Regions from separate parts of the Homo sapiens genome. Here region 2 is linked to region 1. Evidence: chromatin loops called from intact Hi-C (ENCODE). Cell type or tissue: HCT116. All regions are shown on one strand. Links, peaks and the distances in the headings refer to the core of each region. The heading gives the core; the rest is flanking DNA. Region 1 has its middle 120 kb from the start of RPS6KA2-AS1. Region 2 overlaps RNASET2 (ribonuclease T2).

Region 1 (6,841 bases), core at 2,364-4,863:
CCTGAGGCTTCTGCATTCTTCACGTAATTCTCGACCCTTGACTTTCAGCTCCATCAGCTCCTTTAAGGACTTCTCTGCATTGGTTATTCTAGTTATCCATTCGTCTAATTTTTTTTTCAAAGTTTTTAACTTCTTTGCCATTGGTGTGAATTTCCTTCTGTAGCTCAGAGTAGTTTGATCGTCCAAAGCCTTCTTCTCTCAACTCGTCAAAGTCATTCTCCGTCCAGCTTTGTTCCATTGCTGGTGAGGAGCTGCATTCCTTTGGAGGAGGAGAGGCGCTCTGCTTTTTAGAGTTTCCAGTTTTCTGCTCTGTTTTTTCCCCATCTTTGTGGTTTTATCTACTTTTGGTCTTTGATGATGGTGATGTACAGATGGGTTTTTGGTGTGGATGTCCTTTCTGTTTGTTAGTTTTCCTTCTAACAGACAGGACCCTCAGTTGAAGGTCTGTTGGACTTTGCTAGAGGTCCACTCCAGACCCTGTTTGCCTGGGTATCAGGAGTGGTGGCTGCAGAACAGCGGATATTGGTGACCCACAAATGCTGCTGCCTGATCGTTCCTCTGGAAGTTTTGTCTCAGAGGAGTACCCGGCCGTGTGAGGTGTCAGTCTGCCCCTACTGGGGGGTGTCTCCCAGTTAAGCTGCTCGGGGGTCAGGGACCCACTTGAGGAGGCAGTCTGCCTGTTCTCAGATCTCCAGCTGCATGCTGGGAGAACCACTACTCTCTTCAAAGCTGTCAGACAGGGACATTTAAGTCTGCAGAGGTTACTGCTGTCTTTTTGTTTGTCTGTGCCCTGCCCCCAGAGGCGGAGCCTACAGAGGCAGGCAGGCCGGCCTCCTTGAGCTGTGGTGGACTCCACCCAGTTCGAGCTTCCCAGCTGCTTTGTTTACCTAATCAAACCTGGGCAATGGCGGGCGCCCCTCCCCCAGCCTCGATGCAGCCTTGCAGTTTGATCTTAGACTGCTGTGCTAGCAATCAGCGAGACTCCGTGGGCGTAGGACCCTCCGAGCCAGGTGTGGGATATAATCTCCTGGTGCGCTGTTTTTTAAGGCCGTGGGAAAAGTGCAGTATTAGGGTGGGAGTGACCCGATTTTCCAGGTGCCGTGTGTCACCCCTTTCTTTGACTAGGAAAGGGAACTCCCTGACCCCTTGCACTTCCCGAGTGAGGTAATGCCTCGCCCTGCTTCAGCTCGCGCACGGTATGCTGCACCCGCTGTCCTGTGCCCGCTGTCTGGCACTCCCTAGTGAGATGAACCTGGTACCTCAGATGGAAATGCAGAAATCACCTGTCTTCTGCGTCACTCACCCTGGGAGCTGTAGACTGGAGCTGTTCCTATTCAGCCATCTTGGCTCCACCCACCTATTTTATTTTTATTTTTTATTTTACTTTAAGTTCCAGGATACATGTGCAGAATGTGCAGGTTTGGTACATATACATACATGTGTCATGATGATTTGCTGTACCTATCAACCTGTCATCTAGGTTTTAAGCCCCACATGCATTAGGTATTTGTCCTGATGCTCTCCCTCCCCTTGCCCCTCACCCCGGACAGGCCCCGGTGTGTGATGTTCCCCTCCCTGAGTCCAAGTGGTCTCATTGTTCAGCTCCCACTTATGAATGAGAACATGCAGTATTTGGTTTTCTGTTTCTGTGTTAGTTTGTTGAGGATGATGGCTTCCAGCTTCATCCATGTCCCTGCAAAGAACATGATCTCATTCTTTTTTATAGCTGCATAGTATTCCATGGTGTATATGTACCACATTTTCTTTATCCAGTCTATCATTGATGGGCATTTGGGTTGGTTCCATGTCTTTGCTATTGTAAATAGTGCTGCAATAAACATAGGTGTGCATGTGTCTTTATAGTAAAATGATTTATAATCCTTTGGGTCTATACCCAGTAATGGGATTGCTGGGTCAAATGATATTTCTTGTTCTAGATCCTTGAGGAATCGCCACACTGTCCTCCACAATGGTTGAACCGAGTTACACTCCCACCAACAGCATAAAAGCATTCCCATTTCTCCACAGCCTCACCAGCATCTATTTTTTCCTGACTTTTTAATGATTGCCATTCTGACTAGTGTGAGATGGTATCTCATTGTGGTTTTGATTTGCCTAATCATAATACCTAATGATCAGTGATGATGAGCTTTTTTTCATATGTCTGTTGGCTGCATAAATGTCTTTTTTTGAGAAGTGTCGGTTCATATCCTTTGCCGACTTTTTGATGGGTTGGTTTTTTTTTTTTTTTTTTGTAAATTTGTTTAACTTCTTTGTAGATTCTGGATATTAGCCCTTTGTCAGATGAGTAGATTGCAAATATGTTCTCCCATTCCTTAGGTTGCCTGTTCAGTCTGATGCTAGTTTCTTTTGCTGCGCAGAAGCTCTTTAGTTTGATTAGATCCCATTTGTCAATTTTGGCTTTTGTTGCCATTGCTTTTGGTGTTTTAGTCATGAAGTTTTTGCGCATGCCCATGTCCTGAATGGTGTTGCCTAGGTTTTCTTCTAGAGTTTTTATGGCTTTGGGTTTTACATCTAAGTCTTTACTCCATCTTGAGTTAATTTTCATATAAGGTGTAAGGAAGGGGTCCAGTTTCAGTTTTCTGCTTATGGCTAGTCAGTTTTCCCAGTGAAGGGTATAAATGCTTAAAATAAATTTAAATGTAATAAAGAAGAGACAGTAACTTTTAACAGGGGGTATATTTTTTTCAACTGTGACCTTTTTTTTTGGAACATTTCTACTTCTATATCTGTACTCCCACAGCCAGACTTATATTTTTATCATCAGTATCTAGATATGTTTCTATATTTAAATCAACACAGTTTATATAATTCATAAATATCAAATCATACTTTTTATAATATTCTCTTAACATTTCATAACTTTTCCCCAAAACACTTAAATATTTTTAAAAGCAGCTAGAGTTTTCCATCATATAGCTGTACCATAATTTATTAGTACAATCCCCTATTGTTGATTACTTAGGTAAATTTTCAATTATACATCATGATAAAAAAAACACTATGATAAACATCCACATACATCAGTCTTTATCTTTGGATAAACTCCTAGAAGTTATTGGGTCAAATAATTTGAATATTTTTATATAAACATGCTTATTTTACATCTTATTTTATGCAAAATAATATTTTAAGGCCTAATTTAGGAAAAATATTTAAATTCTGGATTGAGTTTTCTATACACATATTGGCACACCGACATAGCTGTGTCTACCACGAATCAGAATTCCTGGTTGGGAAGGCCATTTAAAACCCACATTGCAAAATGGCATCAGGCTCATTTGACCTATCTCGGGCCTCTTGTACTTTTCTCTTCTGCCCTCTAGTGGTCATGAGGATCAAAAATGTGGAACTGGAATTATATATATTACTCTACTGATGAAAGTAACCAAAATTAAGCATAAAACACCTGAACTAAACTATTTTTGAGCACTAAATTACACAATTACTAAAAATTTATCATGACATAATTCAGTTTTCTTCACTTTTGCTATGATGATTTTTTTAAGCATTTTTTTCCTCCTGTGATGTGGAAGGTATGCATCTTTTAAAAGTATAATTGTAGCATTTTTGTTTATACTACTATAAAATGGCAATATCTATTAACCTAGCAATGTTTGAAGTAAATTACAAAAAAGAATACTTTTACATTCTTCCTTCCATACTACTCCCAACCGTCTACAAATCTTTGTTGATGCAATCAGAATTTTTTTTTTTGCATCCGTGATATCATTCATGAATTATTTTGTTACCTTTTCTACTTTGATAATCAGTTTTGTCACCATTTTCTCCCATTTTCATGGCCATATTAACAATCATTATTCTCTATTAACTCCTTTTAACTGGTTTGCTTTTCTTACTGCTAATACCATGATTTGTAAATTCTCCTTCCTTATGTTCTGTATTTGGAATTAAGGTTTATTAGACAAGTTCATTTTTAAAGACATTTTTCTGGGCTGGCTGAGCCAGGCTGCCACTCCTGTGTTCATATTTAGTTCTGCTCCATGATGATTAGCAAAATAAAAGGAGACTGTTCACCACAGAAGGACTTAAAATGTACTGTGATATCAGCTTTCCATACTGTAAGTGGATTGGAGGAGTCACTGTTCCTAACTCAATTTTCTCAAATAACAAGAAACACCCATAAATGATTGTTGAAAAAGGATATCTGAATTGTATGGTTTTCTGGTCACATTTGTCAGAACCCCTTTTTTCTTAGATTTTTAAAAAGAAAATAAAACCAAATGTTATTTAATTGATTATTATCTGCTATTTTTATTATTATTTTGTTAGATTTCATTATTGACCTTCTAGAACAAAAAGGAAGAAAGGTAAAAAATCTTTTTGGCAATACCTTGTCTTTATACTAACATGTCCTAAAAACATATTTGAATGACTTAAGTCTCATATAAATAAGATCGTTGTAGTAAAATCATTGAGTGCTTTATAGAAACAAGATGCCTGGAAGCAAATTGTGGTGCTTAAGAATACGGGCTTGGACTCAGCTAAGTCTGACTTCAAATGCTGGCTCTGCAACTACTAGCTTGTGACTTTGGATAAATTATTTAACCTTGTTCAGTCTTAGGTTCAACAGCTGAAAAACGGTGTTCATGTTGCTCAGATTCTCGTAAGGACCACGTGAGTGGAGCTCTCGAACCAGGAGCACCATGCCTGGCGTGGAGCAACCTTGAACTTAGTCGCTATCTTTCAGGTGTTTTCTGGTCCATTGTCTATGGAAAGTAATTACTTAAAAAATAATAAACCCTCAAGTAAGTAGAAGAAAGGAGCAACAGCTCCCATAAACTGAAAGAGCCAATAATCCCTGCCCTATACACATCTTTTCAAACCTGGAGCCAGCGACCTAGGGAGGAGACTGAGGCCGGCAGAACTGGGTGACCTGCCTTGGCAGCCTAGTGGGGGGTGGCACATGAGGGGTGAAGAGAAGAAGCGCCAAGTCCCTCCCCTGCTTTCCGGGGAATGTCCCAGACAGGCAGAGGCTTACATCAAGAATTCGGAAGATTGTCTTATTTCAGAATGAGACTGCCTTTACAAGCAAATGGGATTGTACTAGTCAGTGCTCTCCAAAGAAACAGATCTAAAAAGATGCAGACAGATAGGTAGACGCAAACACAGAAAGATTTACACATATACAGACACGTGTATACAGAGAGTGACCAATAGCTACAACCTGCTCTAAGAAGGACCTGACAGCCAGGGCAAGCTGGGGATTTTCCTGACATCAGAACCATCCTCCCAGCCCCAGCTCAGCCCGTGTACAACAGAAGCCAGGAAGCACATGCAAAGTGAGGCAAACAGGGATTATTCATCACAAATGCACTCATCAAGCCAAACTTATTCATAAATTTACTCGGTAGAATGCTTCCTCTGTCCTGGATGAGACATGGAGACCACTGCGGGACTTCTCTGGTCTCATGTATAGACATGCATACATAGGTATATATGTGGTTATAGATAGGTGTGCACGTGTGCATATGTGGTTATGCATAGGTGTGCACGTGTATATATGTGGTATAGATAGGTGTGCACATGTGTATATGTGGTTCTGCATAGGTGTGCACGTGTGTATATGTGGTTCTGCATAGGTGTGCACGTGTGCATATGTGGTTCTGCATAGGTGTGCACGTGTGCATATGTGGTTCTGCATAGGTGTGCACGTGTGCATATGTGGTTCTGCATAGGTGTGCACGTGTGCATATGTGGTTCTGCATAGGTGTGCACGTGTGCATATGTGGTTCTGCATAGGTGTGCACGTGTGCATATGTGGTTCTGCATAGGTGTGCACGTGTGCATATGTGGTTATGCATAGGTGTGCACGTGTGCATATGTGGTATAGATAGGTGTGCACGTGTGCATATGTGGTTATGCGTAGGTGTGCACGTGTGCATATGTGGTTATGCGTAGGTGTGCACGTGTGCATATGTGGTTATGCGTAGGTGTGCACGTGTGCATATGTGGTTATGCGTAGGTGTGCACGTGTGCATATGTGGTTATGCGTAGGTGTGCACGTGTGCATATGTGGTGATGCGTAGGTGTGCACGTGTGCATATGTGGTGATGCGTAGGTGTGCACGTGTGCATATGTGGTGATGCGTAGGTGTGCACGTGTGCATATGTGGTGATGCGTAGGTGTGCACGTGTGCATATGTGGTGATGCGTAGGTGTGCACGTGTGCATATGTGGTGATGCGTAGGTGTGCACGTGTGCATATGTGGTGATGCGTAGGTGTGCACGTGTGCATATGTGGTGATGCGTAGGTGTGCACGTGTGCATATGTGGTGATGCGTAGGTGTGCACGTGTGCATATGTGGTGATGCGTAGGTGTGCACGTGTGCATATGTGGTATAGATAGGTGTGCACGTGTGCATATGTGGTTACAGGTAACTGTGCACGTGTATATATGTAGTTATAGATAGATGTGCACATGTGTATATGTGGTTTTAGATAGGTGTCCACGCGTGTATGTGATTACAAATAAGTGTTCACATATATATGTAGTTACAGATAGGTGTGCACATGTGTATACATAGCTATGCATAGGTGTGCACATGTATATATGCAGTTATAGATATGTGTACATATATATGTAGTTTTAGATATGTGTGCATGTGTATATATGAAATTTTAGATATGTATGTATGCATATATCTATGTCATTTGTATCTATATCTGTCTATCTAGAGAGAGACAGCAATTTGCTTTTGTTAAGGAATTGGCTCACACAATTGTGGGGCTGGCAGGCAAGTCACAAGTTCACAGGGCAGACCAGCAGGCTGGGAATTCTAGTGGGAGTAGATGTTCTA
Region 2 (2,554 bases), core at 55-2,554, 160 kb before region 1:
GCTTCCCTTCAGTGAGGCCCTCCCTGGCTGCACTCCTAGCTTGCCCTGCCTCCGCTTCCCCTCCTCTCCCCTCCTCCCCTTATCCTATTCATGTTCTCCGCCACTCAGCACTGGACGCCACCACACGTGCCTTCTTAGTGTAGGGGTGTACCGCCTTCCTCACGGGAGTGTGTGCAGCAGCAGGGCAGGCAGTGTTCCTCCTCCCACAGCACTCAGTGCTGAATGAATGATTGAAGGGATGGATGGGTGGATGAATTTTTTCTGTAACTTTAAAAAAAGTTCTTGAAAAATAAGTTTCTTATGTTTTAACAGTGACAACCATGAGTGGAAAAAACTAATTATGGTTCAGCACTGGCCTGAGACAGTATGCGAGGTGAGTGTTTCTGCCTTGACGGGCCCTGGGGCCTGGGGAGCCCTGTGAAGAGGGGTTTGTGTGCACGTGCCCGTCCAGGGCACCCACGCTGCTGGTGCGGGAGGTAGGCATCGCTCTGGCGGGTGGGCGGTGTCTCCTGCAGAGACTGCCTCCAGGAGGGCTGTGTGTGAGCTTCCCAGGGCTGCTGTAACAAAAGTGCCACAAGCTGGGTGGCTGAGAGCCTCAGGAATTTATTCTCACGGTCCTGGAAGGGGAAGTTTCAACCTAGGGGTCAGAAGGGTTGGTTCCTCCTGGAAGGCTCTGAGAGAGTTTGTTCTGTTTCTCTGCTAGCTTCTAGTAAGGACCCGTGGTCCTCTGCGTTCCTGGGCTGACCCATCACCCCAATCTCTGCCTTCTCCTTCACGGTGTGTTCTCCACTTTGTGTCTCTCTGTCTCTTCTGATGAGGACACCAGTAATTGGATTTAGGGCCCACCCTAATCTGGTATCACCTTTTCTTGATGACATCTGCAAAGACCCTGTGTCCATGTAGGGTCATGTTCACAGATGGGAGGAGGGGTTAGGACAGGGATATATCTTCTGGGAGGACACGGTTCAACCCACAGCAAGCCTCAGTTTGTCTCCTCCCTCTGTGGGCGGCAAGCCACCCAGGTGCCAAGGCAAGAGACCGAGGGCATAAGCTGTTCCAGTATAATAAAGAAAATATATAAAATGAGAACAGTTATACTAGAAATAGATTATAGATATGATGATATATGAATATTATTAATCATCAGTTTGTAGCATTGCTCTTTATTCCAATATTATAATAATCCTTGCTCTACAATTACAGCCTAGGAAAAACCAGGCCATACAGAGATAGGAGCTGAAGGGGCACGGTGAGAAGTGACCAGAAGACAAGTGTGAGCCTCTGTCACGCCCGGACAGGGCCACTAGAGGGCTCTTTGGTCTAGTGGTAACACCAGTGCCTGGGAAGGCAACCATTACTTAGCTGACCTCGGTCTAGTGGTAGCGTCAGTGCCTAGGGAAGGCACCCGTTACTCAGCAGACTGGGAAAGGGAGTTAGAGCAGACTCTGCTTCACCATACCTCTTGTGGATAGGCCTCATATCAGTCAGGCCTGCCCACAGCCATCTGGAGGCCTAACCATCTCCCCGTGATGCTGTGCTTCAGCAGTCACACTGCTGTTTCACTTTCATGTTCCACCCAGTACACCTGGCTCTGCCTTCTAGATAGCAGTAGCAGAATTAGTGAAAGTACTAAAAGTCTTTGAAATGCATAGAAGAAATAATGGCGTAAGCTGGCCTCTCTCTCTCTCCGCCTCCGCTGCCATACAGGGAAGGGCCCTCTGTCCAGTGGACACGTGACTCACGTGACCTTATCAGTCATTGGAGATGACTCACACTCCTTACCCTGCCCCTTTTGCCTTGTATCCAATAAACAACAGTGCAGCCAGGCATTCGGGGCCACTACTGGTCTCCGCGTCTTGGTGGTAGTGGTCCCCTGGGCCCAGCTGTCTTTTCTTCTGTCTCTTTGTCTTGTGTCTTTATTTCTACAATCTCTCGTCTCCACACGAGGAGAAAAACCCACAGTCCCTGTAGGGCTGGTCCCTACATCCCTCCATGTATTGGACATTTTATTAACATGTCCTGTGAGTGAAGAGGACCCAAGAGCTTCCCTGCCTCCTTTGCTGTGCTTGGCACCCATGGCACTCACGGCCCTCCGGGCTGGCCCCTCATCATCTGGCTGCGTTTTGCTCCATGCCCACATCCCTTCAGTGCGTCAGTGTCCAGGCCCTTCTCATTGGAGCACCCAGAGCCAGGACACTGCCTGGATCTGCACCTCAGGGCGTACCCTGCTCGGTGTGTCAAGCTGACCCTGGTGTGCATTGCACACTTCTCAAGTGTTTGACCGTGTTGCTGAGCTAGCACCACATTCTGTCAGGAGCACGCAGGCTTTATGTTTTGCCTCTAGCACTGAGTGGTAGTGACTTTCGCTTCTACTTCCTCACTGATTTTTCTGATGACAAACGAAAATGAAATTTTGCTTATCTGGCTCAAATTATGCTCTTGCTCACTTCTGTACACGAGATTGCCCCGTTTTCAGTTTTGCAGACTTAATGTTGCGCTCCTGCTGCTGTTTCCTTGCCTTGGGTTGGGGCAGTGGACAGAAGGAGCCGGAAGC

The links. Peaks named below come from ENCODE experiments on the same cell type or tissue, not always from the same donor. Only the 100,000 strongest peaks of a DNase experiment are listed, where the experiment ranks them.
Region 2: it touches region 1 in a loop (5-fold over the local background); 57 of 110 quality-filtered maps call a loop at or near these places.

The regions. Positions count from the first base shown.
Region 1 is chr6:166,783,389-166,790,229 of GRCh38, reverse strand. It overlaps a transcript of RPS6KA2 not described here. Among named protein-coding and RNA genes, the nearest start is that of RPS6KA2-AS1, 120 kb to the left of the region's middle. RefSeq lists an enhancer at 5,783-6,841. In HCT116, for the core only: a CTCF peak has its summit at 3,361 (motif pointing left); a DNase peak (open chromatin) is centred at 3,309.
Region 2 is chr6:166,950,307-166,952,860 of GRCh38, reverse strand. It overlaps RNASET2 (ribonuclease T2), which reads left to right. Exons shown (of 9, transcript NM_003730.6): 2 at 313-373. Among named protein-coding and RNA genes, the nearest start is that of RNASET2, 5.0 kb to the left of the region's middle. RefSeq lists enhancers at 1,261-1,946, 1,420-2,339, 2,460-2,509. In HCT116, for the core only: a CTCF peak has its summit at 1,335 (motif pointing right); a DNase peak (open chromatin) is centred at 1,320.